2 separate regions of the Homo sapiens genome follow, and region 2 is linked to region 1. A link is a loop called in an ENCODE intact Hi-C map of the cell type or tissue named here. Cell type or tissue: mammary epithelial cell. All regions are shown on one strand. Each heading gives the region's core, and the rest is flanking DNA. Links, peaks and the distances in the headings are about the cores only. Region 1 overlaps PBX1 (PBX homeobox 1). Region 2 overlaps PBX1 (PBX homeobox 1).

What was found. Peaks named below come from ENCODE experiments on the same cell type or tissue, not always from the same donor. Only the 100,000 strongest peaks of a DNase experiment are listed, where the experiment ranks them.
Region 2: a loop joins it to region 1, with 2.0 times the contacts of the local background. A loop is called at or near these places in 15 of 110 quality-filtered maps.

The regions. Positions count from the first base shown.
Region 1 is chr1:164,706,262-164,709,174 of GRCh38, reverse strand. All of the region lies in intron 2 of PBX1 (PBX homeobox 1), which reads right to left. Among named protein-coding and RNA genes, the nearest start is that of PBX1-AS1, 67 kb to the left of the region's middle. In mammary epithelial cell, for the core only: no CTCF peak of the experiment used is centred there; DNase peaks (open chromatin) are centred at 1,014 and 1,784; H3K27ac peaks cover 943 bases.
Region 2 is chr1:164,636,502-164,639,414 of GRCh38, reverse strand. All of the region lies in intron 2 of PBX1 (PBX homeobox 1), which reads right to left. Among named protein-coding and RNA genes, the nearest start is that of PBX1, 79 kb to the right of the region's middle. In mammary epithelial cell, for the core only: no CTCF peak of the experiment used is centred there; DNase peaks (open chromatin) are centred at 1,264 and 1,514; H3K27ac peaks cover 1,919 bases.

The sequences.
Region 1 (2,913 bases), core at 238-2,737:
GATAGACAAAAGTGACCAACAAAGTTAGGTGTGCTGCAGCCTTCCTGTGTCTGCCACGTCACTGACATTATGAAGTAGCAGGCCCCATGAGTACCGTGACTACTTCTCAGAGTATCTATGGCACCACTGCCATCGCTGATTTGCTGGGGTGTCTCCGCGGCTGTGTGTACACCTCAAGGACTAGGACACTGTCTTCCTCTAGTCAGTATCCCCAGCACCTACCATGGTACCTGGCATACAGTCAGCACTCAATAAGTAGTGCTTAAAATGAAGAAACAGATTCAGTGCAAACCTGCTCAAATGGGTGTTCAAGGCCAAGTATTTTGGAGATAGCCTAGATTCAAACTTGGCATTTTCTAACTTTGTCTTGGTTACTTCTTTAGCCTCAGTTTCCTTATCCCTAAAATGGGTATAATATAATCACAGTACCTGTGCCATATATTTGTTGTAAAGATTGTATATGTTGATGGATGCAGCCGGAGGCCATTATCCTAAGTGATTTAACGCAGAAACAAAAAATCAAATACTGCACATTCACACTTACAAGTGGGAGCTAAACAATGGGTATACATGAACGTAAAGATGGCAACAATAGATACTGGGGTTTCCAAAAAGGAGGAGGGAGGGAAAGGGCAAGGGCTGAAAAACACTCTCTTGAGTGCTGTGTTCATTATTTGGGTGAGGGATTCAATAGAAGCCCAAACCCCAGCATTATATAATATGCCTATGTTAACAAACCTGCATATGTACCCCCCTGAAACTAAATTAAAAGAAAAGAAAATATTTTTTTTAAAAAAAGACTATATATGTGTAAAGCACTTAGCCCAGCTCCTGACACATAACAGTCATCTGATAAATATTTCTTACTTAGGAATGACCATCTCTCACTCATCTCTATCTGCCCCTTACACAGCTACTACAGTAGTCAACCTCTCTTACCAAAGAAAAGGCTGCGTGCAGTCCAGGAACTCTGGTTCCTATCCCTGCTTTACTAGGATTCCAGCAGTCACTTAGTCACTCTGCCTCGCTCTGCTTCTGTGGCCTGCATCAGGCTGAGGTCACTCGGCCTCACCTAACTGACTTGCAGGTTGGCTACGAGACAGCATGGCCTACCAGATGGGGACAGGTGTGGAAAAGCAAAATCCAGGCCATCAAATCTGCTGTAAGTCATGCTCCGGCAAAGCCACTTGAAGTCTAGCCTGCCATGGACCTTGCTGCATGCCTCAGGGTGCCTCAGCTCTCTCGGGCTCTGCCAATGCTCTTGCCTTAATGCAGGGCTTCTAATCAAGATAGCGCAATCGAAAGCATTTGCTTGGTTCTTAGTCCTCACAGTGATCTCTATTTAGTGGGAAATTAAACCACTTTAAGGGGCTAACACCCAGACAACCTATAATGCCATTTCACTCAGACAAGGCTTCCCCATCTGGGAGCAGCACGTTTTCTTTCCTCTTCCTCCCACTGTCCCTCCAGTCTCCTGGGTTTTTATCTTCCTTTCCTTTTCTTTTCCCTTTTCCCAAAAAGGGTGTCTTGGCTTGGCGACTCTTAAACCCAGCTGCATTCCCGAGACAAGCTCTTAAGCATAAATTCATTCCAGCATTGGGTTCTTCTTATTCTCTTTCCTTCCTCTCACTATGTAGCTGGAGTGAATTCATAAACAGTTACAGTGGTTTTAGCACCAGGGCCTTGTATGAGACAGGATTACAGGGGATTCAGCACTTTCTCTCTCTCTCTCTCTCTCTCTCTCTCTCTCTCTCTCACACACACACACACACACACACACCTCAGTGGTGTTAGTCTCATTAGCCACAATACTGTTCTAATCTCTCCCATCTCTAGATTTGCCCTACCCCTGGCTTACTCAGTGCTCTCCTTCCTGGCCTCCTGTGGAAATACTGCCAAATAAAATAACAAAATATTCATATGGTAAGGCACGTTAAAACCTTGGGAAGATTTAAGCCAGGGCTTCATGTCACAGACGCTCCCTCCCATAATCTGTATTCCAATCTCGATGCCAGCGGAGCTGTGATCAGAATATCCAAGGTCTCATAAAAGATTCAGGGCTTACTGACTTCCCTGACATTTGCTGTTTCATGTTGTTCCTGCTCACTCCCTTTCAGCCTCCAGAGCCCACAGTCCCTTTCAACTCACCACTACAGATGGCAAACTGGCCAAGACCATCCACTAACTCAGGACAAACACAGGTCCTAAATCTTCCCTGGGAATTTAGCTGGGACTAGGAAGGGGTTTTCAGTTCTTTCAGTGGCTTCTTTTGTTTGACTAAAGGTTTATTTTTCTGTAATTGCATGCCTGCTGCCTCATCCATGGTACCTGGAAGTGGGACTTTGAAACCCAGGAAGTTAACAAGACTTCAGCAAGATTCCCCCACTTAGCTATGAGTGCTTTTGAGGGTAGGGTTATGTGTGCCTGACTCAGACTGTTTAAATCTTCCTGGTTCTCACTGTTACTTAAATTAGAGACTGTGTTATTTAACCTTGTAAAGCACCAAGGCTATAATTTGTAGAGAAGACAGTTCACCAAATAGGGGCTATGCATATTGTCATATGTTCAAAAAAAGGTATATCATATATATGTGACTGCATGAATCCAGGCAGGACACAGCTATCATACATATCACCATACTAGAATGGACATTAGTAGTTTAAAAACTCTAACAAGATATATTATGATTTAAGGAAACCGTGCATAACTAAAGGGGTGATTGTGAATAGATCTTATGACTTACTAGGAGGATTACAATGGATATCCTAGCCAGACTCCACTAGTGGATTCTAATATGATTTGCTTTCCAATCATATAATTCATGCACAGCTTATCAGAAAGACATTTAGTGAATAAAGGAAGTCACACCATACTTCTTAAGGCATGGTCTAAAAGGAAACACAAAAGGAAACC
Region 2 (2,913 bases), core at 325-2,824, 70 kb after region 1:
AATACCATCCAGGCACCCAGCATCAAAAGGAGAGAGATCTCTCATCTTTTCTAATCTAAACAGAAGGAAATAAAGGCTCTTCATTTAGGAGGCTAAGAAGGAAGACAAAAACCAAGACACTGAAGTTTGGAATCAACAAGGTAGCTGCAGTGCTCACCTTCTTTTCCCAACTTCCTACTCTTTAATCATGGAGAGGAGGTGAACAGCAACAATTACTTTATACTTGCTGCATGCCAAAAAGAACTAGCGCCTCTTTTAACCTTTCAGCCCACTCTGTAAAACCGATATTGCTATCCCTTACAGACAAGAGCGGTAAGGTTCAGATGAACAAGAGCTTGCATAAAGCCACACTGCTGGTAGGTAGAAGAGATAAGGATTGAACTAAGGCCTTCTGATGCCAAGCCTGTACTCTGGCTACTATTCAACTCCTGTAGAGAAAAAACGGGCAGGCAGTACCTACTCATCCCAGGAGGGGTAGGGGGAGTCTGCACACTCCCTTTTTCTTGCTGCCAAATAATATCTTCCTTAAGCATTCCGTTCCAAACGCTTCCAATGTTCCATGCACACAACTGCCAAAAACAGTAAAGGCCGGCACTCTGACCCTGGAGGTCTTTGCCAAGCAAGCCCCTTTTAGAATCTGTAGTGAGCAGGTGACCTCATTCAAGAATGTCATGTGTGACGGTGACGGTCAGAGCTGGGAGAAAGGGCAAACCAGCAGGGATCACCTGCCTTTATCGCTCCTGACTGCTTTGTTCCTCCGGCCTCAAAGAACAATCAGTAGTCACGCTCTGCTCCACTTGTCGTTTTCACCCATGGTGTGAGTGTGTGTGAGTGTATGTGTGTGTCTTTATCAGAAAACTGGTGGCTTTATATTCACACATGCAGAGTAAAGGCTCGGGCTCAGTAGAGGCAGCACCCAGAGGGGCCTAGCACTTTTCAAAGATTCCTCTTCCTGCTTACAAGTCAACGTGCCAGTGCACAATATCTTCAAAGGGGAAACTGAGGAATGCTATGTAAGAATCCCTGCTCAGCCCTAGGCAGTTTGGAAACGAATCACTTTAAAACATGCACTTGTGTATTTTTCCACCCTGGTTCATAATGTTTTCCTACCTCTCACTATGGCTAGGGCAGAGAGCGACCCATAGAAGCCATCTGTATTTTCCAGCAGACCAAACAGGAAGAGGCGCAGAAATCTGCGCAAGTGACCACGCTGCCGCTGTTGCTAGGCAGCATGATTATGTCCATTCTCCGCTGCTTGGCAACCAGCCTTTCCCATCACATACACACACAGCCATAGCAGCAGTACGAGTGCCCTTAACTGCTGCCTTACAGCTTTCAAAGAAAAAGGCTGAATTTCGAAGGAACGTATAAACATTAATAGACCCCCTCAATATTCCACTGATATTGAGATGGTCCCCAGAGCACGATGGCTCTATTTAATCAGAAAGTATCCCTTTGGTGATACTTGAGTTTGCACCTGATAGTTGCACAAATCTTCTCCTGAGTGCAGTGACATGCCAGAGAGATGAGTAAGAAGCTTGAGTCAGCAAGCTTGAACTTTTGGAGAAGAAAGCCTGTTCTGTCTGCCCCCATACCTCTGAAGAATCCACTGGTGAAATAATCTCCTCCCCAGGATCTGCCATTTAGTGAACTAGGACAAAATAAGGGCCAAATACCTTGAATGGTGATGTTTCTTTCTGTGGTCCCCAACCAAACGTCAGTGGAACTTGGCAGGCCTCTCCTCACTGAGGGCAAACTTGTCCTACAGTCATCTTAACCTCATTGGTCACAATCTGTCACTCCTCAGCAGCAGGGCCAAAGTCATCAACTTATTGAGCAAATCAAATAGCTGCCTACTGAATAACAGGACTCCCTCACCCTACCTCCTGCCTTTGGTCGATAAAAAACAGATGCCCAAAATCCCACAGGAAGTTAGCATCCCAGTAGGCACTTGAACTCAGGAGCCCCTGGCTTATAGTCAACGGCCTCAGCCACCGTCCGACCAGCCCCGCTGCTTTCACGCTAGACCCACATAAGAATCACGTTAATCCATTTTTTCTCTCAGTTTTACTTTGGTCCAACTTTTTAATATGTTAACTTTTCAAATGACCCCTTTAGGAGGCACTATATAGAGTTCGGCTCTGCCTATCAGGGAAAGCAGTCTGTCAATACTATCAAGGGCATATGCATTTTCTTCTAAATCTCTCCATAGGATTTTAGAAAATTCTCCAAGCATCGTTCCAAGTATAGTCTGAATTCAGTGAGATCATCCAAAGTGATAACCTCATTGGTATTTCATTTTCTTCTCAGCCCCAGCTGGAGAATTTTTCCCCTCATTAAAATTAACGAGGTCAGTTTCCCAAGCTGAAGATACTGAGCACTCCTGTTGGCGGAGTTTTGTTTCTTAAATTGAGCTACATTTCTATAAGTGCAAAGTTATACTAAGCCCCATTTACTTTATTGCTGTGTAATAAGAAACCAAAATGGAAGTCCTAAGCCATCCTCCTACCATATCCTACACTTCAGTGATCACACATAAACACACACAAACCACACATCCCCAACTCAGCCCACGGTTTCTCCCCATTCTGGCCATGAAAGAAACCCCACCACAGTTTAGAATCAGCAGCTTGGTGGAAAATATAAAAAAACTCAGGCCTTCTAAGTGGCCAAGGGCTCCAGTGTTACAGCCAAGTTGAGAAGAAAGTTGCAGTCTCCCTGGGCATTTGTCAAAGCCATGATGAGAAGACGAGAAGATTTCTGTCTCCTTCTCAAGCTCTTCTCTGCAGCCAGCAACAAGGTGACTAGGTGTCCAAAGTTCAATGTGACCTTAGTACTCATAAAACACCCCAACCCCACTAAAAATCAAGAGGAAATACTACGTCAGCAAGTAGAAACTGTGCTTCACGTTCC